2 separate regions of the Homo sapiens genome follow, and region 2 is linked to region 1. The links are chromatin loops, found by intact Hi-C in ENCODE. Cell type or tissue: endothelial cell of umbilical vein. All regions are shown on one strand. Each heading gives the region's core, and the rest is flanking DNA. Links, peaks and the distances in the headings are about the cores only. Region 1 overlaps NT5E (5'-nucleotidase ecto). Region 2 overlaps SNX14 (sorting nexin 14).

Evidence for each region. Peaks named below come from ENCODE experiments on the same cell type or tissue, not always from the same donor. Only the 100,000 strongest peaks of a DNase experiment are listed, where the experiment ranks them.
Region 2: a loop joins it to region 1, with 4 times the contacts of the local background. A loop is called at or near these places in 6 of 110 quality-filtered maps.

What each region holds. Positions count from the first base shown.
Region 1 is chr6:85,476,104-85,492,354 of GRCh38, reverse strand. It overlaps NT5E (5'-nucleotidase ecto), which reads right to left. Exons shown (of 9, transcript NM_002526.4): 4 at 6,923-7,120; 5 at 4,866-5,020; 6 at 2,756-2,861; 7 at 1,698-1,847; 8 at 178-378. Among named protein-coding and RNA genes, the nearest start is that of NT5E, 34 kb to the right of the region's middle. In endothelial cell of umbilical vein, for the core only: a CTCF peak has its summit at 9,069 (motif pointing right); a DNase peak (open chromatin) is centred at 9,124; H3K27ac peaks cover 464 bases.
Region 2 is chr6:85,530,528-85,545,243 of GRCh38, reverse strand. It overlaps SNX14 (sorting nexin 14), which reads left to right. Exons shown (of 29, transcript NM_153816.6): 13 at 1,484-1,639; 14 at 1,938-2,062; 15 at 3,201-3,259; 16 at 6,380-6,406; 17 at 8,320-8,452; 18 at 11,444-11,645. Among named protein-coding and RNA genes, the nearest start is that of SNX14, 56 kb to the left of the region's middle. In endothelial cell of umbilical vein, for the core only: a CTCF peak has its summit at 8,022 (motif pointing right); no DNase peak of the experiment used is centred there.

The sequences.
Region 1 (16,251 bases), core at 4,106-12,105:
GGGATTGACAGGGTACATATTCCTCTCTGCTGTGCTGTGCTGCTGCTTTCCAACAAGCAAAGCAGGAGGGAGTCAGCAATACAGGGAGTCACTTTGCCCTCCTGGCACCACTAGTAGCTCCCCTTCTTGGCCCAATTTTGTTGTTCTTTAGAGAAAGGAAGAGACAGTCATGCTTACCAGAGTCATGTCTTAATAATTCATCTTTTATCATCTGGAACCCATCTCCACCATTGGCCAGGAAGTTTGGGAGGATCACCTTATATACCTCGTCCATTTTGAGAGGGTCATAACTGGGCACTCGACACTTGGTGCAAAGAACATCTAATTTGACTACTCTGTCTCCAGGTTTTCGGGAAAGATCATACACCACATGGATTCCTAGAAAAGAAATGAATCTGTTTTCACCAGATCCAAAGGGAGATTTCTGTTTCCTAAGGAATTTTGGCCAAACTCTACAATTGGGGCATGGGGCTGTGGTTTTTCCTTTGGTTTAAACCTGAGTGAAATTTTGTCAAGAGAATTGTGACATTGCAGCCACCCTTTATCCTTGAGTCCTTACAGGACATATGAGAACCACTGGAAGGAAAACCAGCTCTGGACCAGAATAGGCAAAGGGTGACTCTACATGGACAAAACCACATCTTTTTCTGTTTTTCCCTTAAAATGCTGAATTGGTCTACTAAATTGATTCAATGGCCTTAGAAAGTGAGAAACAGATCAGAGGCAGAGAGCATTTTACAATTTTGAAGACCATTAAATGGTAATCATTTGGGATTTGGTGACTTCCACAAGGCATAGAGCTATGCAGTGCTTTGCTAGAGCATCAGAAAACTGCTTTTCCCTCAACTCCCTTCTGGGAAAATGGAGGATGTTTGGGTTGCCCCATAGGCATTAGGACAGGGCCCCACTGCCTTCTGTAGCCCTTCAGTCTCAACAGCAATGTGTTCTGCAGAGGAAAACTCAGGAAAGCAATTCTATCTGTCAAGCGGGACCACAACCTAAGGTTAAAAAAATGAGGCCAGATTATGATTTCCAGGTAAAATAAGATTGCTTTTAAAGGATTAATTCACTGGACTGTGGAATTATTAACAAAAGTGTTTCAGAAGCCCTTGGCAATTTAGGAAGCATTTATTTCCATTCAACTTTCACTGCAGTCCATGAGATAAACAGGAAAGGTTTTCTCCCTGTGCCCAGAGGGGTTGAGAACTTGCCCCAGGTCACAGTGGGACTAGAACCAGGTGTTCAGGTATGTCTGTGCAGTAGGCTGCTCCTTCCAGGAATCATCCTGGTTAATACAGATTGGACAGCATTCCTTTAAATCTTGGCATGGTTCCAGGCAACGATGAGTAGAACAGAGGAGAGGATTTAAAAAAAAAATAATTGAATGCTTAAATAAGATTTTATTAGAAACTAGACCTCAAAGCAGGTGACCTGCTTAGAGGGCCCATCTGATGTCCAAATCAGACTTGGCAAATACTGCTTATTGCCAGGGCTTTGGGGCTTTGGGGCTTTGACCCCAACCTAATCTTAGTGGCTCTGAGAGTCCACAGCCATTAAAGGGTAAGGTATTGGTGTTGGGTCGGGAAAAATCCAAACCAGTTTGACCACAGGAATTTTGGTGAAGGGGAAGCTGAGCCAACCAGCAGGAAATGCCATGTCACTTTGGATGGGCCAGCCCTACAGGATGGGTGACTTACCGCCCACCTGCAGGAACTCTCCAGTGGACTGGCCGTAGCGGTGCACGCTATGCTCAAAGGCCTTCTTCAGGGTGGAACCTTTTAACTGGACTAGGTCAAATGTGCCTCCAAAGGGCAATACAGCAGCCAGGTTCTCCCAGGTAATTGTGCCTGAGGGTAGTCACAGATGAGGCAAGAAGGAAAATAGCTTGAGAAAATGCTTACACCATGACCAGTTTCCCTCAGCGCTGGGGGAAGAAATGAGGGGGACATGGGAAGCTTATAGAGCATCATTAGCTATGTCTAAGTGGTTCCTGACACTGAGGAAGGGAATGAGTTTAGGAGGCCTCTGGCCCTGCACTCCACCACTGGGCAAGATGGCGGGAGCTCACAAATGGCTGTGCCTCAGAAGTTCACCATGCTCAGTCTTAGATCTGCTAGCTTGGGGCTGGATCTCCAGTAGTTTGTTTTGCATTGTTCCGTTCCTCCAGACAAACAATGTGCCCCTGCAACCTGTCCCTGTTGTCTGACAATGGGATGCGTTTGGGGCCTTATACTGATACTGATTGGTTTTCACAGTAAATCAGGGAGGGCTACAAGAGTGTCTTGAGTATTTGTGTAGTTGATTTGTTTTGCCATATGATATAATCTTGGATATCTGTAAATATACTAAGGTAACATTTTAATCCAGTGGTATGTCTTTTTCAGGACAGAAGATTGGTGATTTTGTCTCTTTTCAGATGCCAAGGTGGTGACTGTTGTTATTTTGCATAAATCAGAAACAACTAGTATAGCTTTGTAAGTCAGAAATTCAGACCAAGTTTGAGTTCCACTAACCTTACCTGCAGCTTCTGTGTGTGAATACATATAAGAACACACAAGCTTGTGTGTGTCCTTCAGGCTAGGTTTTAGACTTTAATAATGGCTAACCCTAATTTAAAGGACTGACATTCTGGTACATGGCTGGCAGCAGAGATGAACTGAGGCTGCACATGGGTGTGTTCAGGGCAAGAACCATAACAGAAAAGGAGATCAGAGAGAGAACATGACACACTGAGGAGCTGGGCCTGGGAGCATACCATTGTTGCGTTCATCAATGGGCGACCGGATACCACCTCCATTTAAAATGCACATGGATACGTGGTTCCAGAACATTTCATCCGTGTGTCTCAGGTTGTTGTTAATCTGCAACAGTAGCACAGATTTACACTAGTTACTCTGGCTCTTCTTCCTTAGGATCAGCTCCAGGAATCTGGTTAGCTCTAGTGAGGAAATAAAGCTGCTTTTCACCTGCTGCTGTGTTCCCAGGGATCTCTCAACTATAATTAGAACTAATTTTATGCTCCCAGAAGTAAAAATATACTGTTACCAGTCCATGTCAAACTCTTATTTCCCCCTCCTAAAACTCCCATACTGTCAGGCCAGGTGGCCTTAGCAAAATGGTCTCTCGGTTGTAGCCCTGGTGTCGGGACTGGGCCTCCCATGCAAGGTGGCCTGCAGAGTCACTCCTGCACAGGCTTCTCCAGGGCAGGCCATGCCCTCTGCCTGATTCTGAGGGCTTGGCCCTAGAGCCTGCTCAACACCAGACCTCATGCCAAAGAGAACCTGGCCTCCACGTCTATGTCTGCAGCTGATTCCCAAGTTGGCAATTTTGGAAAGACAGAGACAGCCTTTTGAAGCTGGGGAGAATCACATCCATTCTTACTTTTATTTTACAAAATATATGTTTAGTTATAAGAAATAAAATGAATATATTCTCATTTAGGAGACAAAAAGCCGAAAAAAAAAAAAAAAAAAGGCCAGGCATAGTGGCTCACACCTGTAAATCCCAGCACTTTGGGAGGCTGTGGCAGGTGGATCACCTAAGGTCAGGAGTTCGAGACCAGTCTAGCCAACATGGTGAAACCCCGTCTCTACTAAAGATACAAAAATTAGCTGGGTGTGGTAGTGGACACCTCTAATCCCAGCTACTTGGGAGGCTGAAGCAGGAGAATCGCTTGAACCCAAGGGACGGAGGTTGCAGTGAGCTGAGATCATGCCACTGCACTCCAGCCTGGGCGACAGAGCAAGACTCAGTCTCAATAAATAAATAAATTAATTAATTAAATAAATAAATAAATAAAAAGCAAAAGCTCTCCTTTGTCCTAGCCTCTTTAACAGAGTGGATAAGCACTGCCAACAGCCTGGGTTGTTTCCCTCCAGACTTCTCTTAACATTTATATACCAGCTTCTCCTTAACTACTTCTCTGGCATTGACTGCATGATGCTGAGGAGACATCATGAGTCTGGTCTTGGCATGAGCATGATTGTTGTCATTTACACGGCAAACATTTATCGAGTGCAGTTGTATCCTGGGCACTGGGCAATGCATGCCAAGCACTGACAGAAATGACTTCCCTGGGTGCAGGCTGTGAGCCCATGGAAGTAGTAGTCCGACATAGGAGACCTTGGCTCAGTAAGGCCCCCAGAGAGCTACCATGGCCATTCCGCCTGGTGACAAGTAGACGGGCTTGTTCTTCATACCTGGTCTTGCTCAGCCATAGGACTTGTTATTACCATTAAAACTGTGTGTTGTCTTTCTGTGCCTGTGAAAGAGGTTCCTGTCACACAAGGCCAGGGTTCTCTGGAGTCAAGTGAACAGATGAGTGAAAAACAGTCTGGCCAAACAGATATGCTTTTATCTATTATGTTGATATCTCCAGGGTAGCAGAGTTTGTGCATTTGCATCATCTTACAAAAGGAAAGCAACATCCAAAATTCAGACATCTAAGAACACCTTAAAATAAAGGTTTTAGTTCTTGTAAAGCAGTATGTTGGTGGTTACCTGATCTCCTTCCAGCACCTTAAGAAGGTACTGAGTATGAAGCTACATCAGGCTTTTGTTTAGGCACTAATGTTTTATTTATTTTTCATATTTATTTAATTTTAGAGACAGAGTCTCGCTCTTTTGCCCAGGCTGGAGTGCACTGGTGCAATTATAGCTCACTGCAGCCTCCTGGGCTCAAGCCATCTTCCCACCTAAGCCTCCCGAGTAGCTGGGACTATAGGCACATGCCACCACCCTGGCTAAAAATGTTTTGAAATCCCTCATTCTGTAGCTATCGATCTATCCCTTCTCGCATCCTTCCTTCCTCTTCCCTCTTCCTTTCCTTCCTCCCTAGCATATGTCCACTCCTGCTGATGACTTACCATTGCATCACAAATCAGGTTGCCCATGTTGCATTCTCTAAAGCGGCATGATTGAGAGGAGCCATCCAGATAGACAATTGTTTTCCCTAATTCCTGGGTAGAATAATTATCCAATTTTATCCTCCATTTGTTAATGTCTGCTTTTATGCTTGGATCTAGAAGAAAGAAAAGAAGGTACCCTACAATTAAATCTCACACTGGGCTAAATTCTGGAAAAGGAATGAAACATCATCTATCTTACTTGCTGTGAGAACATATTTGTTTACCATATTTGTGTGCATTTTGGTTTTGACCATGAAATTTCCTTAGGAACTTCTATTTTGTTTCCTGGTAATAAGACCTGGAATGCATCTTAATTTAAGAATATTCTGAACATCTACCAGCTCATCACATCTGTATGAGCTACCCATTGGCCCACCTGGGACAGCATTAGTGGTGGCGGTAGGAGCTCTGAAAGGCCCAGGGGCAGTTATAAAAGGCCTGCTGAGGTACAGCTGGGCTATCGCTGTCAGTGTGGTCCTGGGCCCCTTTCCCATCTGGCTACTGAGAGGGCTGTGTTGTGACTACAGGCTCACCTGGGTGCTGTGCACCTCATCTTCCTGACATGATCATAGTCAACAGAAAAGGGAAAGTGAGAGACAAGCACAGGAGTGTGTTCTGTACACATATGAAAATCAATGATATAAAAATGTATTTTTACTCTGAGACTCATGTAGGGAGACGCCCTGAAACTATTGCTACGGAATAAAAGATGAAATGCTCCTGATTATTGTAAATACAAAATTGCATGCAGGATTGTGTAAAGACAATGCCAGGTTGGACTGCCACAATGAGCCAACAGCACGTGATGTGCTTCCCCCTGCAGAGAGCCTACAAATGGACGTGCAGTCAGGGAGGTTTCCCATCACCAAGATTCCTATCCCAGAAAAGCAGATGTTCATAGCTCTGGGAATGGAATGTGACCCTTGTGGGGAGCCTATAAACGGACGCATGGGGGGGGCCTGTCCATATGGATAAGATAGGGCTATAAACACGCTCATCTTGCCGCCGCTCTTCTAGGCCTCTTTAGGGTTAAGGCGTACTCCCCTCTGAGAATTTCTGGTCTAACTGGTTATCTAGCTTCATGTCCTGTTTCCATGGATTATTTGTAACCAGTTTTTGTTGCAATTGTTACTGCTGATTAATATCTTGCTAATCATAGGTTATGGAAAGACTGTGTTTCTGTTCTAAGGCTCTGTTAGAAATTACTGACGCACACACTATATTGTAAATTCTTATCTCATACTGTACTTCTACATACAAATGTACTGTACTTCTACATACAAATGTTATGTTAAAGAATTACTTCATCCCCATGTGACCATCTCACCTCATAATCAAATGACCCTAAATCCCTCACTAACGTACCCCTGCCCTCACTAAACTTAATAATAAATGCTGGTATATCCAGTGCATTGTTGGCACCGCAGGACCAGAAGGCAGTGACCCCCCTGGACCCAGCTTTCACTATCTTGTGTGTGTCTATTATTTCTCAACCTGCCAATCTGCCTAGGAACAAAGAGAGAGCCCCATTGCATTGCGGGCTGCTGGCCAGATCCCGCAATAGACTCAGACATATAAATAAGGTACTCCCTCATTTGATAAAGAAACTGAGGCCCATGAGATTGGGCAACTTGCCTAAGGCACACTGCCTCTAGTTGGGGGGCCAGGACTTGAGCCCCGCTCTGCCCAATTAGAACCCCTTTAGTTCAGTTATCTCTCCTGTAAACACAAGCTGAGAGTGGCTTTGGCATGTCAGGATCAAGATTTTAAAAGGCAGAGGAAGCAGTGATGTATGGAATCTGATGCTGAGAAGACTTGAAGAAGCAAGTGGGGCTTTTGGCATTTGGGTGTGTTTTAAATCTATCCATGAAGAGGGCAAACTCAAGGAAGAAACTAAATTCTTCAACAGTATTATAGTCTTTTCCTGAAACATTAAAGGAAAAAAATGGGAAGGAGCAAAATATCCAGCCATCTAAATTTTAGATTGGTGGAACATTCCCCTGAACTTCACTTACCTTCAGGAATGCTGCTGTTTAGAAGAATGGGATTTCCATGGGAAGAGATGACGTTTCCTCTTTCATCAAACTCGATCTTCAGATAGCCTAGGTATTTGCCAAAAGCATAGGCCTGGACTACAGGAACCTTCCGCCCATCATCAGAAGTGACTATGAATGGGTACTTCCCAGCAGGCACCTCTTTGGAAGGTGGATTGCCTGAAATAAAAGAGCCACAGCTGATCAAGTCAGCCCTTGTACATACATGGCTGGCTGTAGGCCAGCGGGCTACTGGCTGGATGACAGAGTTTTAAATTGATGATTTGCCATCTGTTGCTCTACATAGCTAGTCTTTCAGAGCCCTATCTGGGCATTTGCCCATTTCCAAATGCCCTTTTGGTACATGAATCCTACCATTCTCAACTCAGCAGTCATTTACCAAGCTCTTCCTAAGACCCGGGCATTGTGCTTGTGCTGTGGGGCACACAAAGATGGAACGCCGTGAAGAGTATCCTCCAGGTTCACTGTGGCTCCATTCTCACTAGCCAGGTGGATTAGCCAAGCCACTTTACCATACTGTAGTTCAGTTTCCTTGCCTATAAGGTGGGCGAAATCCATTTTAAACAATCCCTATTTTACAGGGCAGCTGAGAGGATTAAATATCTAAACTCCCTAGCTGGGGTGCCTGGCACATTGTAGGTGCTCAATAAATATACAATAAGGGTGTATTTTTTCCCTTATAAGGGAATAGCAATCTCTAGAAACCCCAGACATATACTTCGGAGCTTAAAATCTTTAGTAGAAGATGCAGAGATGACAAAGAGCTGTTCTTGGCGTTTGCTGCTAAATTCTGCATCCCTTCAGGTGTCTTTTAGAAGAGCCACATTCACCTTGAGGGCCAACCAGCAGGCACACTCCTGACCCCAGCCAGCCCTCACACTGGTCAGGTTCTGCAGGCCTCTGTCTCAAAGGGGAGATGTGGGAGCTGCTCATCACCCAGAGGCTAGGAGGCCCACCACTGCCTGGAGTAGTGGAGAGTATGCAGGAGGGTGGAGAGTGTCGCCATACAGGGAGTAGGCAGCCCAGCCTTTAATCACTTAGCACATTTAAGTTCCTTAACTGTAGACCTGCTTCAGGCACTCTGTGGCTTATATCTTACCTCCAAGGAGACAATGGCACAGTTCAGCTGTTTCAAATTAGAGACTATGGGACAGATTCATTTGACCCCATTACTGTTTCTAGCATCTCCCTCATCACACCCATGGCTAGTCGTTCCTATTAGATATTTACAGAGGGTCCAGAGAACTTCAGCACATGTTGATTACACACATGGACCTGTTACGAGAATCGGCCATGAGCCAGGCCCTGGGCTTAATCTCATTTAGTCCTCCAAGCTTCCCATGGGGCAGGTCCTCTATTATCTGTACTCTGCAGACAAGAAAATTGATTGTCATAGACAGAGTACCCACGGTCACACAGCTGGTATGTGATGAGGGTTGGGAGGAGGCAGACTGAAAACCCAGGCTGTGAGGTACTGGAGCTTATGTTTTCTCCACTACCCACAAGCCTACCATGTATTTTTTTTCCCCTAAAGTCTGCAAGCTGGTTGTGAAAGGACACTTAACAAATCAAATGCAAACCCAGGATTTGCATCTTTGTGTCCCAAGCTCTTTCTGGGCTTCTCTTTTCACATAAGACAAGCTGGGTAGCATGTTATGAAGAATCCAATCCTGCCATGCTCCTATGTCAAGAGCAGCCCCCCTTTCAGCTCAATAACCACAGGGCAGAAGCACTGCAAATACCAACGCTTCACAAGCAGGAAATAGTTGTTGCCAATAGTAACATCCAATTTTCTTGCTGTCACTGGGGAAAAAAAAGAAAAAGGTCTTGGAACTTTACTTTTACAGAAGCATCCAACTTGAGATCCAGTGAAAGCCTTTGTTCCATCTCCATCTGTAGCGGATGCAGATGTTGTCTGTGACAGTGGCAGATAACGTGATAATGGAAGACCAGCATGGAAGGTTAACATCCTACTCAGCCTCATTCTGCTATGTGTTGGTCCTCCTTTGGGCAAACCTGGTGCCTGGTTTTTATTTCAGGGGACCAGGTAGTTATGGCAGCCTCTGTCAGTTCCTCTGATCATAGATGCTGGGGCGGTGCAGTTCCCCAAATGTCCACAAGGTGGCGGAGAACGCCCCGCCCAGGGAGAGAAAGCACTAGTTGCAGATATCAGGAGTCTGTCAGTTTCCTGGAAACCCAAGAGCTAGGCAAGCCTGATCTTTTTTTGGCCTTTATCTTTCTGCCTTCCGTAGAAATATCTGAGCTTAAAAAGAATGTAAAAGTTAGGAATCCAGTAATCCGGTCAGATGCCTCAGTATGCACTACTATGCAAATAGGAGCCAGCAATCTCAGCTCCAGAAAACATTCATTCATTTGGAAAGACCTTCATGATCCTTTTGTCATTGGCATATTAAATGAGCTTAATCAGGAACAAGAAGGAAGATGCTATCCATGCAGCTGGGGCGATAGCTGGTCTAGTTTGGCTAATCTCTGCCTCCTCCACAGCTGAGCCCTTTCTGCTCCCCTTCAACTCGGCAGTCCCAGGAAACCACTGACACAGAAACCAGTCCAGGGCTTCACATTTTCCACACCATTCCATGCCGTTCAGCCGAAGATGTTCGTGCCCAGAATATTTTTTCCACAAAGAGCTACACATCTGTCTTTAGAAACCTGACTTGTCATCTTGGCAGGAAGGAAGATGTTCACCAGAACTCTATTCCAGTCATCTAGCCGAGAATTCATCCAGGAACCAAACCCAATGGGGCTGTGGAGTTGTGGACTGACATCTGGAGTTTATAAAGCCTGCATTTTCCAGCATGGTGTGGGTGCTTGAAGGAACCTCAAAGGACTCTGTCCTGGGAACCAAGGACTGTGGTGAACCTAAGTGTGGGTCTGGACAATTGCCCTTCTCGTGTCACATGGTAATAGAAGTGCCAGGAAGCAGCCTTTTCTTTCTCTTTCTTTTTTTTTCTTTCTTCCACCTTCCCTCCCTCCCTTTTTTCCTTTTTTCCCTCCTTCCTTCCTCTTTTTTCTTTCTTTCTTCCTTTTCTCTCTTTCAACAGGGTCTCATTCTGTTGCCCAGGCTAGAGTTCAGTGGTCTCCAATTCCTGGGCTCAAGCAGTCCTCTCGCCTTGGCCTCCAAAAGTGCTGGGCTTATAGGCATGAGCCACGCACCTGGCCTGATGTGGTTTTCAATGGACTGAAGTATAGAATGTTGTAAGGCAGTCCATGCTATGATTTTAACACAAGAACTGGTTTAAGAATTCCTGAATTGGGACAACATAAGAGGACTGGATAAAAAGGATTGGTAATTAGGTTATTTCAAATGATTGCTTCTAAGGGATTTGACTCTTTCTTTTAAATTACTTAGAAGTGTACACTCCTTGGATGCTCCTTTTATCTGTCTACTTCTCTACACTTCCTCAAGCAAGCTAGTCTTGACCACTACTATCTTGTGCCTAGGTTACTGTGACAGCTTCCTAGTCTCTGTAGGTCTCTTCTATGCTTCTTTCTACTCCAGTCTCCACACAGCAGCCTGAGTGATCTTTCTAAAACATAAATATGATCATGCACTTCCTGGTTTTAGATATTTCAAAAACATTAACAGTTTTAACATGAATATCATAACCTATAAGACCCACATGATGTGGCCCTTTCTTATCACGCCAGCTTCATCTGGAACATTCAGTCTGCCCTTCAGCATTCTTAGCCTCTTCCCATTCCTAGACCACACCCACGTGCCCAGGAACCTTATGGAGTAAAGAGCTTCTGAAGCCAGAGGGCTACATGTGAATTAGTTACATCTTTTTACTTCTTGTTTATTCATCTGTAAAGTGGAAAAAAAGCAAAAGCACCTACCTTACAGAGTTATTGTGGAGATTAAAGAAGTTAATGCAGCAAGTGAAGCCTGACTCGACTCAAGGGAAATGCTTAATAAAGATTAACAGTGATTATTGACCATGTTAACTCCTGGACATCTTTCTGATCTTGGCCCTAATGTTAGTCCATCAGGGAACACTCACTGATGATCCTCTAGACTTGGCCAAGTCCTCCTTTTATACGCTTTCACAGCATCTTGTACTTTTCCTTTCATACCATGCTTTGTAATTATATATAATATGATTTATTTGCATAATTATGTATTTTTAAAAAATCTGATCAGGGCCAGTATCTCTTTCAAGACATTTAGTTCCATGAGGGCAGGGGCAGCTGTGTCTCTAGAATTTGCCTAGCATGTGGTAGGTGCTAGATAAATGTTTGTTGAATGACAACTTAAGGAGTTTAGCAAACACTTTTCTAGGGATCATACATGATTATGATGCTTTCCATGTGGTGGAATCATGTAGAAGCCAGCGATGCCTGAGTGCCAGCCCTTTACCCCAGGTCCCCTCAATTCAGTGTCCTCAACTATGCAGCTGGGTGGGAGCTAATGAAGAGGAACCTGAACTGGGAGTTGGGATACAGGAGAATGGGTTTTGCTACTAGGTCAGTTTCAGTCTGGTTTCTGGACCATAGGAGAGACATTTAGTCCCTGGGGCCTAATTTTATTTTCTAAATTTGTAAAACCAAAGATTTGATTAGTGGTTTAAATCAATAGTTTGTTTGTTTGTTTGTTTGTTTGTTTAAGCTATTAGTATCTTTAACACACAAGAAATCCTTTGTGGCAAGGCAAGCCAATAAATAGGAAAGCTGAGTTCCTCAGGCTGCACCCTGGTAGAGCTGGAACCCAGGACTAGGTTCCTGCCACCAGAGCCCCTCCGAGCACAGCACAGAAACTGCTGGCCTAGAAGTCCCCTGCACCCAGTCCCTCCAGCTCTCCAGTCAGGCCTGGCTGCTGTCTCTGCTTCTGCTAGTCTAGGAGCACCTTCAGGTGACCAGGACAGAGCACGCTCTCCAGTCATCACAGCCCATTCAAAAGGTGTCCAGCAACCAGAGGAGCAACCACTGTCTCTTCAGTCATCTCTGTACCAAACCATGATGCACAAGCTGTCATGTCAACTTTAGGGAATTTGAGGGGTCAGGTACTGTTATCTATGCCCAGACTATGTCACTCTGCACATGCTTCAATTTACTGCTCAAATTCTTGCCTCTGGCCTTTCAGTGATGACCCAGGAAGTCTAAAGAGATTATGCATCTTCCGGTAGTATACAGAGTGGGCACAAAGCCCTCATGAAATCCAATCCAGGCTATCTGCTTGTACCCAAGCCTGATAGGCTGGGCAAAGCAGGGAACCCTGTAGGTAGGGACAGTTCACCACACATTTAGTCACTCATTCAACAGATCTTCACGGAGCTCCAGTGAGTGCCCAGCATTTTGGATCTCCACCACCTAGCAAGACCAGGCCCATGGTCTGGTGCGTCATCTTTTGTAATGGCTGCTCCATGAATACAGGGTAGGGAAAGCGAGCAAATACTTAGCTTTCTGCCAGCCTCTTCTCTTCACATGGAATCTGGCCATCTCCATGGCTCAGCATCATTCCAGATACTAGGATTCCTATTCACTTCTTACATTATAGAACAGGCTTCTATAAAGCAATGTTTAAAAATAAGAAAACAAAAATAATCGAAACACAGCTACCTTCTGGTTCTATCACTATGGCCTGTTTAAAATGCAGTGGCCAAAAGAATGGGGTGGAGAGAGAGAGAGAGACTAATTTTCATCTTGGCATGCCCGTGTAGTTCCATTACTGGTGTTCTTTTCAGAAGTAATGACTTTATTTCTTGAGATTAAAAAGGAGGTAACTGTGACCATACATTGATATACTCCTGATATATAAATATTTGGCCAGAGGTCTTCCTACAAAGGTTGTCTACTGCTGTGTGAAAGGCTGTGTGTAGTTGGTGAGTGGTCTGAATGCCCAGTTCCCTTGAGTCATTCCTTCCCATCATGCTGGTGTGCAATGTAGTGTGGAGTACTTCAGATAAAGCTTAGAACCTGGAGGTCATCTGGAATGGAAGGCCAAAGCTCTGGTTCCAAATCATGACAGAGTACTTGGAGAGTGTCTTACAGATGAGCAGTCATGAATTCCTAGCCATAAATGTTTCTTGGCCTGGGGGAAACATATACTGAGGACAAGAGAAATGAGTGAAGAATACCTAGGCTGTTTGGGTTAAACCACTGCATTCCTGGTTTCTTATCGTTTAAGAGTAAGAAGATACATTTAGTCATTTTGTGAATTTAGCTTAGATTCTCAAATTTAGGATATCTTTTTTTTTATTTAACAAAAATATGTATTACAGTTCAAGTTTAGGATTAGTAGTTAATTTTATAGGGTTTACAGGGACTTTAAAAATTTGTTATAAAAATAAAACTAGCATTACAGAATATTTGGCAAATGCAGAAGAAAAAAATTATTCATAGTCCTACCGCCTTATGACCAATATAATTTCTGTGAATTAATATGTATGAGAAGCAAGGAGGGGAAATTGGTGTTGGAATACATTTTAAGGAGAAGCCATTTTGTTCAGTGAAATACCTGTATTAGAGTTCTTCAGATAGGATATATCCTACTGGTTTCTATTTCTCTAGCTCTCTCTCTCTTTCTCTCTCTCAATACTATATATATAGAGAGATAATACATGAGCAGAACTGGGCCCTAGAACATAGTAGGTCTAAGATAAATATGTCAGTTCTCTAATATTCTTTCTATATATATATATAAATATATTTAACAGATCATATATGTCTAATATAGACATATTTATATATTTTGTTCATATATTATCTCACTTAATCTCCACAACTCTCTAAGGTAGCCATATCACTGTCACCATTTTAAAAAAAGAAAGCTGATGCTCAGAGTGGTTGAGTAACTTGTCCAAAGTCAGACAGCTAGTGGTGGCTAAGCCTGAGAGGAAACCAGTTCTTAGAGTTTAAAGCACTTTCGAAAACCCCATGCCACTTCCCAGTGAAAGCTGGAGAAATGAGATCCTTTGCAGAAGACCATCAAGCAGCAAAGTTAAGGAAACACAAACTTCAGTCCTGGTAAGAGATTCGTACCTATGAGTGGGCTTAAGACTTCACAGTAGCTGGCCATCACCTTTCCTTATAATTCTACCCTGCCAAATGACCTTGGACTGCCATTCGTTCTGTAGTCATTCTTTTTAGATTTTGGTTTCGGATAGTCTCACTTCATCTTGGAAAGCAGTTTCATGAGACAGCTAAAATGGATCAGTGTTATGTGGCTGCAAAAATTACAAACCAGAAGGCTCTGGCTTTGCTCTGTAAAGGAAGCAGGTGCTCAGGCTGGGCCATGGCCAGAAGTTTACTGAAAGGACCCAAGTGGGTGACCACCAGTACAAATAAGTTCTTGTGCTTACCACATTCAAACAGACCAGGAAAGCAAAATCCTTTTTTTTTTTTTTTTTGAGACAAGGTCTCTCTCTGTCACACTGGCTGGAGTGCAGTGGCGTAATCATAGCTCACTGCAGCCTCAAACTCCTGGGCTCAAGTGATGCTCCTGCCTCAGCCTCCCAAAGCACTGGAATTGCAAACACTGGGATTGCCAACATGCCCAACCACACTCAGTCAGGAAATTACCTTTGAAGCTACCACCCACACCTCTGCCCCTTGGCTGATTCTCCCACATCACTTAATAAACACAGATGTCAGCAGTTCTTATCAAATGCCCAAAGGAAATGGTTCTTTGTTGAGGAGTGTTTCCCTGTCTTGTGAATGTTGTAAGTAATAAGATTGTTTTCTCGTTCTAAAAGGCAAGATTATCTCAACTGCAAGGATGAAAATTAATGGAGAGATGAATAATGATTGTAAACACCAACAACAGTCTCCCACCCTCTTTACTTATTCCTATTACAGCAGGGATGCATCCATCCCATCAGACTATGCACCAGCCTGATGGCAGCATGAAGAAAACACAGCAGGTGCTTGTAGTCTGTCTTAGTTATAATTATATTGCAAGCTCCATTTGTTTTAAGAGCAAAATTCTGTGGTCATTAAAATTATTTCTTTAGATACATGAAAAGTTTTGAATTTTATATTCAATATGTGTGCCTAAATCCAGAAGCAATGGAAATTAGATACTTAATTAAAAAAAAAACTGATCAATCAAATAAAGAAATCTTACTTTTTAAAGAAGTTGCACTTGTTAACGTTCATTTAACAATACCAGACACCTGCCTTCCATGTGTCAGCCGCGACACAGTCAAGGGTGTAATGGACACTTCCAGGCTAGCAAGGAGAGAAGTGAAGCCTGCTGGACTGGGAGGGAAAGAGGAATTCAAAAGACTTGAGCTTTCATAAGTCTGAAGGTGAGCTCTAAAAAAAATAAGGGAGTGAGAAAGATTTATGGATAGGAGGCCTGTGATAAGAGAGTTGGAGAGTGGAGGCAGGGAAATACTAGGTAGAAAAGGGTGGGGTCCCTGGCAATGGCTCCACCCTCAAGCCTGGACCCGTGGCCCAAAGTGAGAACTTTATATCCCCATTTTGCTGCCTGAATGTTGCCTTTTCCAAAATCACCCTGGCCCGCCCTGCCCCCCATCCTGTCCCCATAAAAACCCCAGGATCCACTGGCAGTGGAATGGCAGAGAAGGAGAGAAGAGAAGAAGCTTGACACTGGTGAAAAGCAGCTTGACTTCAGAGGGATGGCTTGACGGTAGGACCTCGGAGAAGAGTTCAGCTGGGGATGGCCTAACTCCAGGGGGAGACACCTTCCCACTCCATCCCCTTTCCAGCTCCCCATCCCACTGAGAGCCATTTTCATCAGCAATAAAGTTCTCCACATTCACCATCTTCAATTTGTTCGTGCAAGCTGATCCTTCCTGGTTGCTGAACAAGAGTTCAGGATACAGAGGGCTGTCACACTGAGCTGTTAAAACACTTAAGCTGTCCATGGACAGCAAAGCTAAAAGAGCACACTGTAACACATGCCCTCTGCGGCTCCAGGGGTCACAGATACTCACCTAGATGCTGCTGCGGGGCCGCACAGAGTTCTACTCCTGCCAGCACCCAGAAGCACTTGTCCCACCCTCTGCACCCACTCACCTATGTGCTCTCCCTCCCATGAGGAGTTGAGAGCTGCAGGATGAGTAAACAAGACAACCCCTTCATGAGTCCCACGAAGGGGTCAAGGGAACTATCCCATTTCAGTTTTGGACATGGAGAAATTCTGGAGATAATCAAGTCTCAGCCTGTGGCCCCAGAAGTGAAGTTGCTGAAATGGAGTGGAGGTGTCAGTCACTGGATTGAGGAGATCAAGGGACTCTGAACTTGGGGTATTGGATCAACTACCCACATGGACACTCTGCCAGGTGAAGGCAGGAGCTGGAGTGGAG
Region 2 (14,716 bases), core at 4,383-12,382, 53 kb before region 1:
TCTTTTTCTCCTTTGCTGCCTTTCTTGAGGTTATTTTTTAGTATTTTATCTTTCCTATTTTTTTGAGTGTGTTCTGTTACTTTTTTGATTGATCAGAGATTTTCTTTTTCATTTATCATAGTCCTAATTTAAAAACATTTTACTGCTTCAGGAGCAGTGTAAGAACCTCAGTGTACCTCAGAGCATCCTCTCCTGCCTATTGTGCTCCTGTTGTCATGTATTTTAATTCTGCATAGGCTATAAAACCACAGTACATTATTTCTTCACTAGTCATCAGGCTTCTACACATGTGTGGAATGCACACACACATTCATTTTTAAAGGTTCTTACAATTATTGGCATATTTACTGTCCCGGTGCTCTTCATTTCTTTCTGCAGAACCAGGTTTCTAATATTGTTTCTTTCTGCTGAAAGAAATCATTTTCACAGTTCTTAAAATACAAATATGCTGGAGATAAATTTTCTTAGCTTTTGTGTGTCTGAAAAGATGGCATGATCATGGCTCACGAAATACAGCCTCAACTTCCTGAGCTCATTCATCCTCTTGCCTCAGCCTCCGAAGTAGCTGGGACTACAGGTGAACACCACCATGCCTGGCTAATTTCTTTGTAGAGACTGAGTCTCACTATGTTCCCTAGGCTGGTCTTGAACTCCTGGGCTCAAGCGATCCTCCTGCCTCAGCCTCCCAAAGTGCTGGGATTACAGGCATGAGCCACCACACCTGACCTTTAATCAATTTTGAAAATTCCTGGCTGTCTTTTCAAATATCCTGCCCCATTTTCTCTTCTTTAACAACTCCAGTTATATGCATGTTAACTCATACAGGAATGGCAATTATATTCTGTTGCCTCACAAATCTTATATCCTGTATTCCAGCTTTTTTTTTTTAACTCCCTTTTTTCCCCTTTATGTTTCAGTTTGAATGATTAAGAAGTAAAAGGTAAACTCCTTATTAACACATCCTGAAATAAAAAGAAAAAGCAATTGGTATTTTGGCTATCATAATACTACCATCTTTTATTTTGGAATAAACATTCATTTGTTCAAACTCAGTTCTGCCACTAGTTTGCAGCGTTCATGATAGAAATATTGTTTAAAAACATTGATTGGGACTAAAAAAAGTCTTCATTTTTATTTTTATTTAGTAAATCAGATCTCAAAATAATAAAAGACTTTTGGTATAATAAATTCAATATTCTTTAAGGAAACTATTAGAAGTGTGTTTAGTGTTTTGAATTTTAGCAAAATTTGTATTGGTATTTATGTATTTACATATTTTCTATTAATGTATAAAAACTGGTTGATTGCATTTCTCTTTTATTGAGTAGTTATTTTATTCTCAAATATTTTTTAAAAACTTAGATGAATTAGATTGCTTCTAATTGCTGCTGTTAGTATTGGCTACAATTAGAATGGGACTGAAGCTTTTATGAATAATTATATATTAAAATTATTTTTTCTTATTCATTCCCTCATTTGTTAGAGGAATTTAATGATAGAATTTTACGACCAGAATTATCAAATGATGAAATGCTGTCTCTTCATGAAGAATTGCAGAAGATTTATAAAACATACTGTTTGGATGAAAGTATTGACAAAATTAGATTTGATCCCTTCATTGTAGAAGAGATTCAAAGAAGTAAGTCAAAGACGATAAGAATGACTTATTTAGCACTCTTACAGTTTTTCCATTTATTTTCTGTTTATTATTGCAGTGGCTAGCTGCAGTACATGGGCAGCTATTATTCTATTTTACTAATGAGATGAAAGCTTTAAAGAAAAAACTTATTTATACTTTATGTATTTGTCAGAACTAGAGCTTGGTTGGTCTAATTTCTCAATCTAGTGTGTTTCAGTGGAGTTTCAGTAAAACGTTTTAGAACTGTATATATTTATGCTATTTATAAATAATTTCTACAGTAGAATTTTTTTAATAGTTGCTGAAGGCCCATACATAGATGTTGTGAAACTTCAAACTATGAGATGTCTTTTTGAAGCATATGAACATGTTCTTTCCCTTTTGGAGAATGTATTTACTCCTATGTTCTGCCATAGTGATGAGGTAAGTCAAAATATTAACCTTGTTTGAGGATTTTTATACATAATTTAATAGTAGCTTTGATATCATTAGATGAGTGATTCAAATAACAAAATAAATAGAAAAATAAGACAAGATTACTGGGCACAGTTGCTCACGCCTATAATCCCAGCACTTTGGAAGGCTGAGATGGCTGAATCAATTGAGTTCAGGCATTCAAGACCAACCTGGCCAACATGGTGAAACTCCATCTCTACTAAAAATAGAAAAAATTAGCTGGGTGTGGTGGCACATGCCTGTAATCTCAGTTACTCAGGAGGCTGAGGCAGGAGAATAGCTTGAACCCAGAAGGCCAAGGTTGCAGTAAGCTGAGATCACACCACTACAACTCAAGCCTGGGCCATAGAGCAAGACTCCGTCTCAGTAGAAAACAGAACAAAAAAACCAAGATTAAGAAAGTAAATATTCTTTTTCGCTATGTAATTAAGTGAAGATTAAAAAATAATTGCAAAGGCCGGGTGTGGTGGCTCAGGCCTATAATCCCAGCACTTTGGGAGGCCGAGGCGGGCGGATCACAAGGTCAGGAGATCAAGACTGTCCCGGCTAACACATTGAAACCCCTTCTCTACTAAAAATACAAAAAACTAGCTGGGCGTGGTGGCGGGCACCTGTAGTCCCAGCTACTTGGGAGGCTGAGGCAGGAGAATGGCATCAACCCGGGAGGCGGAGCTTGCAGTGAGCCGAGATCGCACCACTGCACTCCAGCCTGGGCAACAAAGCGAGACTCTGTCTCAAAATAAATAAATAAATGAATAAATAAAATAATAATTGCAAAAACAATTATCAATACCAAAACCTGTTTATATTTGTGTAAGTAGATAGATTGGGACCAAATAGGTCTGCCTGGTTTGCCATATGCCTGAGTGGCTTTGTAGTACTGCAGTGACGCAGAAATCTCATTGTATACACGTTATTTACAAACCTGTGGAAATCATCTGCATTTGCAATATTTTCATCCTTACCCTAGTTGACCATGTCTGTATTCACTTGATTGAGATAGCTTTTTTTTTTTCCCAAAACTGGAAAGTAGTAAACTAAGGTAACATGTTTTAATGTTAATTGTAAGTGTAATAAATGATAATTATTATTTGTTATTTTAAAGTATTTCAGACAACTTTTAAGAGGTGCAGAATCACCAACACGCAATTCAAAATTGAACAGGTAGGTTGTATGTTTTGTTTTTGAACTTGCTGATGCCAGTCATTCTATGATAGCATCATTGTCTTTATTAGCTATTTTTCTGAATGAATATGTGGTTCCATTGTTATATGAGTTCACAAGGCATTTTACTAGTGAATTGTAGAACTGTATTCTATATGGTGATCTGAAAATGCCTGAAATTCTTTTAGAAAAATTTTAACAAGATACATAATGTGGCCTTGTTAATCTCATAATGAATATATATTAGTTTTGATTACCAGCTTTATTGGAGACTAGGGACTGAATGCATAAGTGGCATCCACAGATAACTCAGAATTAAACGTTTTAGAGAAAACTTTTTTTTAAGAGTGCTTACTGGGTACAAAAGTGGAGGGATGTTTATTTCTTTCTTTTTTTTGGCTCTGGAAATCTAAGTGTACAGTTAAATGACCTAAAGAAAGGTAATAGAAGAGAAAATCTTTATCCATTTATAAACTGGATAATTAGTGTTCTAATTTGTGTTTGCAAGGTTACATGTACAAAATTGATACAGACATCAAATCTATAAATCTATTCTGTAGATTTATAGATTTGCTCTCAACACCTTCCAATAATAAAATGTAGACATAAAATATATGAATAAATATATGTTTTAAGTCACTTAATAGCAAATCAACAAAGCTATTCTGAATTTCCAATGAAAGAATGTTAATGGCCGGGCACGGTGGCTCACGCCTGTAATCCCAGCACTTTGTGAGGCCGAGACGTGGGGATCACTTGAGGTCAGGAGTTTGAGACCAGTCTGGCCAACGTGGTGAAACCCCATCTCTAATAAAAATACAAAAATTAGCTGGGCGTGGTGGCACATGCCTGTAATTCCAGCTACTTGGGAGGCGAAGCAGAAGAATTGTTCGAGCCCAGGAGGTGGAGGTTGCAATGAGCCAAGATCGTGCTACTGCACTCCAGCCTGGGTGACAGAGCCAGACTGTTTCAAAAAAAAAAAAAAAAAGTTAAGAAACTCTTTTAACTTATTATATATAAGGTAAATGAATCATTTCATTTACCTTTCATTTTCATTTCTGATCATTTCATTTACCTAATATGTGTACAAAATTGACACAAACATCTAGACACCTTCCAATTTGAGCAAGTATCTAATAAACATAAATAAATTGGATATGTACTACAAAGAGAAAAGTAGATAAGTCAAGAAATGGGGCAATGTTTTAGATAGTTAGTACAAGGGAAAATGTGAAAACCTTAGCCACGAGGAGAATATATTGTATTTCTTGACGTAACCAAGTGTTATGGGAATAGATGTTTTTTTGAATGTTGAATATTAATTCTGATTTAATGCCTCAGTAGAAGTAGTATACATGTAATAACTTTTCTGAAAGGTAGAAATGCCTTTAGGATTATTTGCAAAAATACCACTTTGTAACTTTTTCCTAAAAATTTATGTTACAGCCGTGAAACTTAGACGTTATTTAACAAAAATCATATTCATGCTATTTAAAATAGCGTTCTTTGCCCAGGCCACATGCCTTTTCTTGCATTTGAATTCTTTTCCAAGGAGTTTCCTCAAATGTACTGGCATACTTGAGAAGCAGGTAGAATTTATCCCTGTTTATAGACATAAGATGTTTGGAGTTTCATACCAGGACGTGGAGCTAATGACATGCCCTTTTCTAGGACCATTTAAGGGGAAGTGGTTCTGTGACCTTAAAAGCCTGCTTTGGTAGATGGCCGGGCGTGATGGCTCACGCCTGTAATCCCAACAATTTGGGAGGCCGAGGCAGGCAGATCACCTCAGGTCAGGAGTTCAACACCAGCCTGGCCAACATGGTGAAACCCTGTCTCTGCTAAAAATACAAAAATTAGTCAAGTGCGATGGAACACACCTGTGATCCCAGCTACTTGGGAGACTGAGGCAGGAGAATCACTTAAACCCAGGAGGCAGAGGTTACAGTGAGCTGAGACTGCACCACTGCACTCCAGCCTGGGCAACTAAGACTCCGCCTCAATTAAAATAAAATAAAATAAAATAAAATAAAATAAAATAAAATAAAAAGCTTGCTTCGTGGTTAAATCTAAGTCAAGGTCATAACTTCAGAGATGAAAAGCCTTCTTGGCTACTTTTAGAACACTTGATTATTTTCAGCATATTAAGGTACTAATTTTGTTGGCTTTAAAATATAAAAAAGACAGGTTATATGGGTTCTTTTCATTCTGGATACTGATTATGACTTTTTAAAGTATGTTTTTCTTTATGGTGATCTGATTTTAATAGTTAACTATCAGTCTTGTCAGGACTCTGCTTCTGTGATACTTAATGATTTATTTACCTATATATAATAAGTTAAAAGAGTTTCTTAACATTCTTTCATTGGAAATTTAGAATAGCTTTGTTAATTTGCTATTACATGACTTAAATTACATAAAATATGTATTCATATATTTTATGTCTACATTTTATATTTTCAAAGTAAAATTCTAATGCATATTATTTATCATGTTCTCTGTTTCATTGTATACTTAAAGTACAACTTTTGTTTTTTAATATTTAGAGATCTTTTGTTAACTGTGCTTCTTAGCTTAAAACATATTTTTTTACTCAACCTAAAAACGTGAAGCATAAATGATTCTGTCTAACATGAACACAAGTTTAATGTTGGAAAATATGGGTTTGTTTTTTGTGCCATGCCAGGTTTTTGGTGGCTCAGTCTCTGCATACTTTCCACTGCATGAAAGAAATGGTATGCCTAAGGACAAAGAAAAGACAGAATTATTTCTGGATATTTAATTTCTAAGAACCTTTTTTAATTATGTAGAAAAAAGTCAGTTATTTCCTGATATATTTAATTTTTTTCCATGTCACCCAAGAGAAAACATATTTAATTTTTAAGAACCGTTTTTAGTAATGTAGACTTCATCCAAACACAAAAGACAGCTATGTGCGTTTATCTTACCTTTATCACCTTATTCATGAAGATTTCTTCCCTTTGCAAAAATGAATGTTATACACCTGTGTAACTTCTGAAGCTTTTAAATTTTGTTTTGTGTTCTAAAATGAAGTTTATATAATATCTGGGCTTTCTTTCTTTCCTCTCCTTATATTATTTCACATACCTGTTATTGCAGAGGTAGCCTAAGTTTGGATGATTTTCGGTAAGTCTTGAGCATGTGATTCTTTTCAGTATTAAATGTTTTTAGAAAGTACATTGTGAACAACCTAATACAAATAAAAAGGAAAAAAATGGAACACTGTGGTATTAACTGCCATTATATCCTAGTTATTTAGGATAATCTTTTAAAATGAATACCTACTTTTATTCTACATACCTCCTTTTTGAAATAGCATGATATGCCATCATAAAATAAAAATGTCCTGATACTTTAAAGATATTTTCATTGTTTAATTTGTCAGTATCTTGTATTTTAAGGCTGTTGACTCATTTTTGTTCTTGTTGATTTTGCTAAATTAATTTTAGAACTATGTTTAAAGAACTTTTTTTAAAATAAGTATGATGTTTCTGTATTTCTGGGCATAATAATCATAAGTGAGAGTTTTTAGATTTCAACAACCCCCATTGTTTTATAGTATCCATGTTGTAGAGACTGGAATAAACTATCTAGAGTCTAGAGATTTTAAAAATATTTTGTTAACATTTTTATGTCTTGGGAAATGTTTTTTAAATCAAGGACAATTGTGTCTACAATTCTGGATTAAAAAAAACCCTAATTGTATGTTTGTTTAGATAAAATAATCTAGTTTAAGTACCCCTTTTACTGCTTACTACTTATTATTAGTGTTTTTCCAGAAGTTTGATTTACTTCTTGGATGTGTGTAAAATACACATTACTACATATTGGTGTATTTGAAACTTGATTAATTTTCTTTCTGTAATTGTATTATTTCAGTAGATAACTTAATTTTTCTCATAGGAGTAATAGCTATACACTTAAGCATTCAAAACAAACTTTCTCAGGTTTTAAAGTAGTTATTTTTATTTGGATATCGGTTGTAAGAGCAGTATTACATAGTGAACGTGACTTTATTTTATTTTATATATATTTTCTTGATGGAGCCTCACTCTGTTGCCCAGGCTGGAGTGCAGTGGTGCAATCTTGCGGGTCCAAGTGATTCTTCTGTGTCAGCCTTCCTAGTAGCTGGGATTACAGGTGCCTGCCACCTCGCCCGGCTAATTTTTGTATTTTTAGTACAGACGCAGTTTCGCCATGTTGGCCAGGCTGGTCTCGAACTCTTGACCTCAGGTCATCTGCCTGCCTTGGCCTTCCAAAGTGCTGGGATTACAAGTGTGAGCCACTGTGCCTGGCCTTGAGCATGACTTTTAAATTGGATAAAAGTTACGGTTTTAATTGCTGAAACATTGGGTAGCAGGCTAACGGACATTTTTGCTACTTTTGGCTTATTTGTCTTGTTGCTTTTCAGCTATTTCTGCTTTCAGAAATTCAGCTTAAAAAAATGGCAAAACCAACATTTAATATTTATGGCAGAGCAGACTGCTTCCTTGGGCTACATTTGCTTTTATCCCTGTGCTCATTGCTAACCTTTCCCTTTGGCACTATTCTTTTTCTTAAAGTTCCATCTGAAAATGAAGTACTGAGAAAGTAATAGTTTAATGTTTTTTTTTTCTGTCGCATAATTTTAGTCCAGTTACTCTAAAGGGATGTTTTTGGTTTTGAACAGATCTTAAGCATTTTTTAATCTATTTTGAAATATTGCAATAAGAACTATATTCCACTAGGGGGCTCTCATCTTTTAAAAATTCTAATCCTGTTAATATTTTGAAGTTAATACTAGGTAAATTTTGAGTGTTTATAAATAAATATTGTCCCATTTATTCATCCACCAAATTTAAACTTTAAATACTGTGTCATTTTTGACTTCTGAGATGTTGATACTTAATCCGTGTATGAAAACTCCAAAAGTTATGTTAGCTATACCTTTAGTTTATCATTTTCAAAACTGTTTTTCTTTTTTTTAATAATGGTTTTCAATAAACTAGACTGTTGTGATAATTTGCTATGTACTTGATACATTTTTGTTTAATATTCAGGAACACACAGAAAAGGGGAGAATCATTTGGAATCAGCAGAATAGGTAGCAAAATTAAAGGAGTATTCAAAAGTACCACAATGGAGGGAGCTATGTTGCCTAATTATGGTGTAGCTGAAGGTGAAGATGATTTTGTAAGTAAAATGTATCAATTTGATTTATTTATAACTTCAGACTTACTATGACATAAAAATTAGATATACTCATTATTTTCCTTTTTTTGGAGAATCTGTGTATTCTGTTTAATACTTTACCTTTATCTTCTTACTTCAGACTTCCTTTGTATTTCTCATTCTTTCATTAGTTGTGATAGTTTCATGACGTGAATCTAATTTTTAAAATTCCTGAGAACTGTGTTATTGCTTATTAAGGCAGAATAGTTCCTGTTAAGCTGAGATACTTCTAATAGTCAAGCAGTTTACCGTCTTTTGGTTAAGCTTCAAATTCTGATGTTACCTTTTTCCCACCATGTACTCCAGGTATACAGAGTTGCTAATAGATGCTCTAACTCCTTGCTTACTTAAACTACAGTCTGTTGACAAGCAGCATTGGCATTACCTGGAAGCTTGTATAAATACAGAATCTCAGGCACTATCCTAGACTTACTGAATCAATTTGCATTTTAACAAGATTTCCAGTTGACTTATATAAACATTTTACTTACCATCCTATTTTATTTCTCTGTATTTTTGTCCTGCTTGAAATGCCCTTCATTTGTGTATTGACCTAGAAAATTCATAGGCATCCTTCAAAATGCAACTGTTCCCCATAAACCTTTACCCAAATCCCCAAGTTGAACTGAACATTTCCTCCTTTTGTGTCCCTATTATATCGTATGTTAAAGCTTATACCATAATGTATTTCAAGTTACGTGTTATGATTGTCTTTCCTATCACATAGTCCCATAAAGGCAAGTATTGTCTCATTTGTACTTTTTATTTTTATTGAATAGAGATCTTGGATTCTCATTTTGCCTTTTAATGACCCTGGGCACTGGGGATGAAAAGATGATTAAGACGTAGACCTCGGCTTTAAGAAATTCACTAACGTGGGTATAAAAGGGGTGTTTAGTACTGATTGGATTGATGATGACCAAGAAGGAGGAAAGGTGGGGTGACAGGAGTAAACCCTTTTCTTTACCCCTTCCTTTTGACCTTTGTCCCATTGCCTTCATGTAAGGGTCACTGATTCTTCATAATAATTTAAATGGAATAAAATCTTATTTAAACCTTTTTTTATTAATTCAAATAAAGCCGTTTTTTTATGCCTTTATTTTTTCCCTGTAAGTGTGGGTAGTAATTTTTTTTTTTTTTTTTTTTTTGAGACGGAGTCTTGCTCTGTCACCCAGGCTGGAGTGCAATGGCACGATCTCAGCTCACTGCAACCTCCGCCTCCCGGGCTCCTGCCTCAGCCTCCTGAGTAGCTGGGGTTGCAGGCGCCCGCCACCATGCCCAGCTAATTTTTGTGGTTTTTTTTGGTAAGGATGGGGTTTCACCATGTTGGCCAGGCTGGTCTTGAACTCCTGACCTCGTGATCCACCCACCTGTAGTCCCAAAGTGTTGAGACTACAGGCGTGAACCACTGCACCCAGCCTTGGTGTGGGTAGTTTTATGCTGGGTGTGGTGGCTCATATTTGTAATCTCAGTACTTTGGGAAACTGAGGCAGGAGGATTGCTTGAGCCAAGGAGTTCAAGACCAGCCTGGGCAACATGGTGAGACCCTGTCTTTACAAAAATTAAAAAATTAGCTGGGTGTGATGGTGCCCAACTGTAGTCGTAGCTACTTGGGAGGATTAGTTGAGCTCAGGAGGTCAAGGCTGCAGTGAGCCATGTTTGTGTCACTGTACTACAGCCTGGGTAACAGAATAAAAGCCTGTCTCAAAAAAAAAAAAAAAAAAGTATGGATAGAAGAAAGTAGATCAGAGAAAGTCTTTTTCAAAATAATGTTTATGTTTTCTAATTTTAAGCATATTCTCAGTTTTTTAATAATATAGAACAGTGGAAAAAATTTAAATGCCACGTACGTGCATATCTACCACCCAGAAACCGCTTCTATTAATAGTTTGGTGATTTTCTTTAAAAAAAAAAAAAAAAACTTTCCCTTTTCACCCCTGTAGACTACATTTTATATATAGTTTGCTATCTTTTCTCTATTCGATATTATAACAAAAGTATTTAACCGTGTTATTATGAACTTTTAAAACATAATTTTTTGTGGAAGAAGATGTATTTTTTATTTTTTGCCTTCCCAATTGCTTGATACACAAGTTGTACTTTAGCTTTAGGAATAGGAGGCTATCTTTAAAAAGCTGAGAGAGTTTGCTTTGTTTTATAGTGACCCAAGGAAGAAGGAAATTCTTGATTGGGATTAAAGATAGTAGTAACAGAAAGTTGGAGAAGCAGGCAAACTAATGTTTAATACTATCAAGGGAAAACTCAGGGACAGTAAGGTGCTAACGCAGACTAAGATGATGCCATTTAGAATTTAGAAGACACTGTGCTAGTTCTAAGCCGTGGGACCTTGGGGAATCCTCTTTGTCTTGTTTAGGAAGTTGAGGGAAAAGAGAAGTTTCCAGTTTCACTGCCGAGTGATCCTAAATTGGTTTGTGATCCTAAGATGGACATTTAGGATGTCTTATTGGAGACTTAGGAGACATTATCTTGAACTCCTGACCTCAGGTGATCCACCCACCTTGGCCTCCCAAAGTGCTGGGATTACAGGTGAAAGCCAATGCGCCCAGCCTGACATTATCTTTCAGAACCCTTGTTGTGATCATTTGGCAGCAGTGCCTACTTGCTCTGTGTTTCCCAGGCTAGTCTCAAACTCCTGGGCCCAAGCAATCCTCCCACCTCAGCTTCTGAAAGTGTTGGGATTATAGGCGCTGTCCCCGGCCTATTATATTTTCATATACAGATGATGTAAGAAAACTTGGAGTTGATGCTAGTAACTTGTTAGTTTTTAACTTTTTACCTTTACTTTTTCAGTAGAAAATTTAATATCACCTAGCTTTCAGGGTCTTAAAAATTATCAATTGATATGGGCATATTACTTTATACTTGTATCTCATATGCTGTAGTTCTAAAGGTATTGGGAATATTAAATTCATCCTGGTAATTTTTTTCCAGATTGAAGAAGGTATTGTTGTAATGGAAGATGATTCTCCAGTGGAGGCTGTGAGCACACCTAATACTCCCCGAAACCTTGCTGCATGGAAAATTAGCATTCCATATGTAGACTTTTTTGAGGATCCCTCCTCTGAAAGGAAGGAGAAAAAAGAAAGAATTCCTGTGTTTTGTATTGATGTTGAAAGAAATGATAGAAGAGCAGGTAGGAAGCTTTCTGAGCACCTTTCTTAAAAGATGCCCATGAATGAGTCTGTTGTTATCAGGTATGATAAACATTTTGCCACTTCTAACTAACAAATATGGCTGCATATCCAAAAGAGAAGTGTCCAGAACAGAAAATTGAAAGAAAGCTTAGGATGTCCTAGGTTATCTTCATAGCAGTAACTAATTAACTAATTCAATCAACACTTATTGAGTGATGCCTGCTAGACACCTGACAGTCCATCAGGCATTCAATGCAATGTTCTTTTAATGGTTTTGTTGCCATCATTAGCCATTGCACTTACTTAATTATCATTAATCCATATAGCACTGTATCAGGTATTATTCTAGTTTAATTAAGACAGCGTTTTCTCTCACCCATTTTGTGGGCTAATTAGAATTGATGAAAATATGGCCAGGCATGGTGGCTCACGCCTGTAATCTCAGTACTTTGGGAGGCCAAGGCAGGTGGATTACCTGAGGTCAGGAGTTTGAGACCCGCCTGGCCCACATGGCGAAACCCTATATCTACTAAAAATACAAAAATTAGCCACACGTCTTGGTGCGTGCCTGTAGTCCCGGCTACTCTGGAGGCTGAGGCATGAAGATCGCTTCAACCTGGGAGGCGGAGGTTGCAGTGAGTCGAGATCGTGTGACTGCACTCCAGCCTGGGAGAAAGAGTGAAACCCTGTCTCCAAAAAAAAAAGAACTGATGAAAATATGGTTAAAACTTTACAAGCTTCTTCATGTTTTGACATATTTTTTCTTTCGGTTATGTCAGGTATAGACTGTAATAGAGACCGGGTTTAACAGTATCTGTATGTAGCAGGATAAACAGTCACCACTTTAAAGTCCTACTTGTAACTTGATAAAAAGAAATCAAATTAAAAAATAAAATAGTCACCACTTTGCACTTTTTCCAAGAAGTGGGGCAGTGAGTGTAACGAAAAGCACCACATTTAGAGAATGATGAGCAGAAAATAAAGTTGAGCTCAGGAAGAGGGAGTTATGAGGAAAGAAGGAAAAAAAGTGGCAATGTTAGAAAGTGGTTTTGAGAGGATAACTAAGTAGTAGTGTGAAGATCAGTGCTAATTATTCTTACTTATTTTTCAAAAAGTATTAGGTTTTCTGATTTTCCTCAGAAGTTGATCCTGTTTCAAGAACATGAGACATAGGAATTGGGAGGGAAGAATGCCCAGAGTAGCTAGTTATAATTTTTCCTGTCATAATTAAATATCAGGCAGCATCTTCTGTCCAGGTCTTAGACCATACTGCCTGATTTTGCTGGAGTTGCTGTTCAGTCTTAGTAGTTGCTGTTCTTTCAGCATTCTGACAGGTGGACAGCTAAACCATTGTCAATAATAGAGTCAGATTTCCATATCAAACTTAGTTTTGTTTGGAATATACTTTTGTTTTTGCTTTAAGACAACTATTTTTAATTTTTATGCTTTATCTTAAAAGGTTAATCATTTAACATAAATTATAATAGTTCATGGCTCAGTAATTCAAAAATAAAAACCAAAAAATCTTAAAACTTTTATTTTATTTTTTAATTTAATTTTTTTTCTTTTTGAGAGAGGGTCTTGCTTTGTTGCCCAAGCTGGTGTGCAGTGGCATGACTGTGGCTCACTACAGCCTCAACTTCCCGGGTTCAAGTGATCCTCCCACTTCAGCCTCCTGAGTAGCTGGGACTATAGGTGCATGTCACCACGCCCAGCTAATTTTAAAATTTTTTTGTAGAGAAAAGGTCTCACTATGTTGCTGAGGCTGGTCTCAAACTCCTGGGCTCAAAGCGGTCTTCCTGCCTTGGCCTCCTAGAGTACTAGGATTACAGGTGTGAGTCACTGTGCTGGGCCAAAAGCTTGTATTTTAAAGATAATTTTTGTCAACAGTGCTGCAGACTTCTACTGTCAATGTAATGTGCTCTTAGAAACCATGATTATGAGGGAGAAAAAAAGTATATCATTTAGTATATTGATTTTATACGGATAACAAAATAACAATTTCAGCATTAAAAACCTAGCCTAAATATGCTATGGATCTTTTAAGACCAGTGTTGAAGAAAACTACGATTTGCTTTATATGTTGTGATCAGGTTGGTTTTTTCTAAATAGAAAGAAGTGTTGTTTTGGATGATTGTGGTATTGGTTCACTCGATCTACTGCATTCTCAAATCTATGGTAGATTGATGTTAGATGTTAACAATAACAGTTAACATTTATGAGGTATTTACTCTGTGCTATGCACTGTACAGAAGTGCTTTATGTGGATTATTTTATGTGATAGACACAATTATTGTTATTCTACATCTAAGCACTGTAAGATACAGTGGTGTTATTTGTTCAAGGCCACATGGTAAATGGGGGTGGGGTTAACTGGGATTAGAACAGGCAGTCTGATTCCAGACTTACTCTTTAAACCATTACTATGTGCTGCCCAATTTAGTAGCCACTAGCTGCATGTGGTAATTAAAATCAAATTAAATTGTATTAAAATTTCAGTTCTTTAGTTGCATTAGCTGCCTCTCAAGTACTCAGTGGCAACATGTGGCTAGTAGCTACTATATTAATGCAGATCCATGGAGCATCTTCGTAACTGCAGAAAGTTCTATTGGATAGTACTGCTCTATACTATATTAAATTAGGACAATATGGTAAATATTTGAGAAACCCCAAATCAATAAAAAAAACTTATGAAATACATCATTTTGGTGATATTTTAAAAATAATCATAATTGCATGATATTTTAAAGTTTCTGTCAGCTCTGATTCTGTTATAGAAAAAGTATATTTGAGATAACTTCATAAATAGATGAAATTTATCAGTCACTTCTAGGTAACTAAAATATGGGATAAAATGTGTTAATAATGTTATGCCAAAAATAACAAATTACAACTGTGGAATAATGTCCAGCTTTGTATTCTTTTTTCTTTTTCTTTCTTTTTTTTTTTTTTTGAGACAGAGTCTCGCTCTGTTGCCCAGGCTGGAGTGCAATGGCGCAATCTCGGCTCGCTGCAACCTCTGCCTCTTGGGTTCAAGCGATTCTCCTGCCTTAGCCTCCTGAGTAGCTGG